Regions from separate parts of the Homo sapiens genome. Here region 1 is linked to region 2. A link is an interaction called in ENCODE POLR2A ChIA-PET data of the cell type or tissue named here. Cell type or tissue: PC-3. All regions are shown on one strand.

Evidence for each region. ChIA-PET counts read pairs that join two places held together with the same protein. Peaks named below come from ENCODE experiments on the same cell type or tissue, not always from the same donor. Only the 100,000 strongest peaks of a DNase experiment are listed, where the experiment ranks them.
Region 1: POLR2A ChIA-PET joins it to region 2 with 6 read pairs; 3 of 35 experiments call an interaction of 5 or more read pairs at or near these places.

Annotation. Positions count from the first base shown.
Region 1 is chr9:20,381,460-20,383,959 of GRCh38, reverse strand. All of the region lies in intron 5 of MLLT3 (MLLT3 super elongation complex subunit), which reads left to right. Among named protein-coding and RNA genes, the nearest start is that of MIR4473, 29 kb to the left of the region's middle. In PC-3, no CTCF peak of the experiment used is centred here; no DNase peak of the experiment used is centred here; H3K27ac peaks cover 712 bases.
Region 2 is chr9:20,687,794-20,690,293 of GRCh38, reverse strand. All of the region lies in intron 1 of FOCAD (focadhesin), which reads right to left. Among named protein-coding and RNA genes, the nearest start is that of FOCAD-AS1, 4.3 kb to the right of the region's middle. In PC-3, no CTCF peak of the experiment used is centred here; no DNase peak of the experiment used is centred here.

The DNA of each region.
Region 1 (2,500 bases), 310 kb after region 2:
TTGACCAGGCAGTTCTTACCTATAGATCATTTGTGCTTAGATTAACAATCACTTTTTAATTCTCATCTTTGTTTATTCTGTTTGTATAGAAGTCCTTGCTAGAATGTCTTATATATTGGGCATTGAACTAGGTACTTTATCAGCTGCCTTCTCCAGGAGAAGTTTCAGAGAAAATAAATTTTGGATTAGTCTAAAGGAAGTTACCTTATTTCTTGAAGTGTCAAGTGTTTTTCAGGGAAGACTATCATGGGGGAGAGGGTGGACAAGCCAAATGGACTCAGACATAACTTTTTAATATCATAATTTTATATTTATTCCTATTGATGATAATAGTAACTAATATTTAGTCATCATTTATTCAGTGTTCTGTCCTAACTGCTTTGCGTTGTCAACATTCTAACATTAGCGATATGAATTGGTACCACTATTACTTATGTTTCCCCATTAGAAATGAAGGAACTGAGGCCTGGAGAGATGATGTTATGTGCTAAGGTCACATAGCTAGAAAGTGGTGGAACTGAGATTCAAACCAGGTTTGATGTTTTCAGAACCTGAGCACCAAATTATTATAGTGTTTCATTCTTTTCACCCTCATACTAATCTAGATTTTTCAAAATATTTGACATTAAGATTAAAATGCAAAGTTCATGTCAAAAGTAAAATATAATTATGTTAAAATTGTTTGACATTTTAAAATAACGTACCCCCCATCATAGAGCTGATAGCTGCATTTGTTTTCTGCTCCTCACCAACACATCTTAATATATATAAATCTCAATGTGTATGCATATATACAACACAATAGTGTTGTAGGTGTAGTTAATAGCTGCCAGCAAACAGTGCCATCTGTGTTTTCTCTTGTTTCTCACTTACTGGAAAATGTTACTGAAGCTCAAATTATGAGTAGGGGCTTAAAGTTCATGTTCAGTATCTCCACCTTTTAACTCTACCACCTTTTATTTGCACAAGAAAATGTGATCCTCTATAGTGACTTTACCCTGTTTACAGAATAGGAGTGTGTGCTATTACTGATAGGATGGGCAGGTCTTACAGTTTAAAAATACCCATAAGACAAATAGATCCTGCAATCTTTACATAGTCATTTCTTTACTTTGTACTTCATAAAACCCTGCAGGCTAGAGCAAGGAATTGATGTAAGTTGATGTCAAACTGACTTTACAAAAACATTCTGGAATTCTAAATCAGTGTGATTTAAGATCCTGTTATACTAAGAGAGGTAGTTAAGCATTTGACATCCGATCTCTCTAGAAGAATGTCTGCTTACCACACATACAGTAGTATCAGATGGGAGAAGCTAGTTTCTAAAACAGTTCGGGGTGGATGTTTGCCTCTGATTAGCCTGTGTATGTGTTAGATGAATGAGCAATTGGGAAGTCATGACCATGTGTTTGCTGTCATTTAAACTGCCAGTCTAATCTAAATATACATGTGGGTGCCTAAGGAGACTTCTTTCTTTTCAAGAAGATCATTCTTAACAGCTCTCCATTCCTTGCTGACACACATGAACTTAGGGGCACTTCTGTTTTCCTGAGGGCTACACCGTTTTCTTTTGAAAGAGGTGAGAACAATTTCTTTGCTTGCTGTGTTTCTAATTTTTAAAGATAAACTATATGTAAAGTTTATTTACTATGAGTAGTAATTTCATAGGCAAGATAGCTTCTGGGATATTATGTAAGGTAATGAAAAATGGGGTGAGAGGGATGGAACAAGGAAAAGCCACAGGAGGTTTTGATGTATAGAAAAATTCAGGAAAATCTTACAATTTTAGATGATTAATGTGCATATAACATGCATTCATCTAATTAAGAAAAAAATAGAGAAAAAGTTTTAAAATAGGAGCCCCAGTGTGCATTTGTTCTCCAGAGTGATTTAAAGTAGGAAAAAAGATACCCTTCTCCTCTGACTTCAGCACATTTACAAGTATTTTATCTACCAGTGAATTTTTAAGTGCATGTTAAAGAAATAGAAGCATTTTTTAACTCATGATTATCGTATTAAATAATTTCTCTTATTTTCTGAGAGAAGCTAAGGATTAGACCTCTAATTATTTTACTAATCTGAAATGAATCTTCTTTCAGAATAATATTGTTCTTACATTTTTCTTAATTATATAGCTTATCATACATTGAAAGTCGTTCATCCAAAATGATTTTCTCCATTCACATATTTTTAAATATAAAAGTAAACACTGCAAGATTTAACTTACCAGAAAAATAACAGAGTATCCCTTGTTATCTAACCACTAGGGTATTTGGTAAAAATTAGCCCTTAATTATACATTAAAATGTTGTTTTATTAAATTAAAAATATAACTATGTAAATTCTCATGCAAGTACATGTATTTCATTTTTAACTTGTTTAATAGTTATATGACTGAATGGCATTTAGATTGGTTTACAGGTTAATATACATGGCAAATATAATCTAATATAAGTAGTTACAAAATTTAAAGAACACAGCATTTGTTCAGAGTTAGGTG
Region 2 (2,500 bases):
AGGGGAAATGCAATGTTCAGAGAGAGAGATGCTGGAGCCAAATCCTTCGGAAGGTAAAAGGAATAAGACCTAGTGCATAAGTGAGGCGCTGTCCTTAGAAACAGACTCTAGGTCAGAAAATAACAGATGGCAATCTTAGGTAAATGCAGGTATGCCAATCTCCCACATTCATGGCAATTGCCATTCACATTAAGGCATTTCCTATACCTCTGGGCCCAGAATTGACCTAAAAATACTCAACATAACTTCCTAATCCTACCAATAGATAAGAATTGGCACACATGATGAAATGTATTTGCAAAAGTATTTTGGGAATTCAAAGACCAGGAAAAGGTACATCAAAGCAAATAGGCCACACTGTCCATCCTTTCTCCGACAGATAACACAAATATTCACTGGAGACATATATGTTATTTTTAAATTTAGAAACAGTACTATGCCAACTGTCCTACTCTGACAGAAACTATAATGACTTGATGGGTAAACGTTAACAACAGAAAGCTTCATCAAAATTTAAAGTCCCAACTACTAAAAGCTAGCCATATGCTTCAGAGAAGCGCTGTCACCCTTATACCCAAATCTAAGCTCTTTCTAACCTGTCTTCTCCTCTAAATAATCTTTACTCGCTCTCTCACTCCTTCCCAAGCTTTTACACTGACACCATAGTCAATAAGCTTTCTTATATCCTCAGCCTCTTCACTAGATGCTCCCCATACCTCCTAGGCCTAATAGAAATTAAACTCCCCTTCTTTGGTGGCCCCCACCAGTAAAGGCTAATCATCCTTCCAAGTCCCAAGGCCCAGAAGAATGTTTCCAGACCACTTACCCCATCCCACCCCCACCCGCTGTACTTTTGAGGGCATAACATCTAAGTATCTTCATCTCTCATCTATAGTGATCACCACCATAGGCAATCTAAACCTCGGAAATTAGGATCACATTCTACCCTTCCTCCCTGGGTACCACAGTCATCTACAGTCATCTGGGTGAGCAATTCATCGAATGCACCACCAGTCTCATTGTTCCTGAACACCTCCGTTTCTACCATCTATATCCACAGCCAAACCCTACACGCCATCTGCACCCTAAAAATCTTAAATTCCAATATTCTACTCTGACCAGAGGATTTCTATCCTTTTCATTATCTCCCTTTTAGCTACAAACACTTGTATATTTACTTCATCCAGACTTTTAATCCTTTGAACCAATTATGTTATCTCAATCTTTCAGCTCCTCCTGGCTCTATCGTCATCCCTATCCAGTCTAAACTTCACATTCCATCACTCTGACCATTCTTTCACCAATAGTTTCAACTCCTTTGCAATCTTACCATACGCACGTAACAAAATCCAAATACTGTATCAATCCAACTATTTATCATCTCTGGTTCTACTGAATTTTGCTGCCAAAAGTCACAGAATCATATGAACTAGTATTATTACAAATTAATGATCCAGGCCTATCTGGGAAACCTTCCAAAAACTGTAGTTAGCTCTTTCTCCTATTCCCTATGGCATCTGACCAGTCTCTTCTTGTTGGATTCTCTCCCTCCTTATCTTCTAGACATCCACTGTCATTAGGCTGTTCCTTCTGTCTTTTTCACTGGGTCATCTTTCCTACAGGGTAGTGTTTCCCAGCGTTTCCCTTCTGCTTTATTCTTTCTTATTCTACAAACTCTCTTAGGCATCATCCATTCTCACATTGTTTTAACTACCTATAAATTGATAGCATCCTAATCTCTATCTCCAGCCTAGAATCCTCTCTTTAACTCCAGGCCAAAGCAGCCAAATACCCACTGAACAGCACCAATTGTGTGACCTAAACCCATGTCCAAGACTACTGATCTTATTCTCCCCATACATCTGATATTGCTCATGTGATTCCTATCTCGGCAAGTCATAAACCTAGGAGGTATCCTTGACTCCATCACTCCTTCATCCCCTACATCCATCTGGCCACTAACTCAATCACCTTAATATATCTGGAATTCATCCTCTTCTCTCCAGCAGCACTGCATTTTCGGAGTTCTGTCACATGTAATGCAAATGTCTGCCTTACCCCACTACAATTCATTCCTCACATTGCCTCATGAAACTGATGTTAACTTTCTTCCACTTAAAATCTATTACTCATGGATCAACATAGCCTCCAGATTAAAGCTCAAAATGGCTAACACGGTGTGGAAGAGAACTTTCATTATTTACCCTTGTTTACTTTTTAAAGTTGATCTATTCTCTATCTTAACACATTAAGGGTCTATGTCCCGTTTCTAACCTATCTATTTGTCCTCACTGCTTTCTTGTGCCCAGAATGCCTTATCCTCTAACCTCACCAACTAATTCCTACTCACTTTCAAACTTCAATTCAGATGAAAATTCCTCCATAAAGCCTTCTCTGAATCTCCTCAAACCTTGCACACAGTTTTCTCTATCCCCCACTATACTATGTGAACGACTAATTATAATGTTTATCCCATTGTATTTTGGTGTTGTTTATGAAG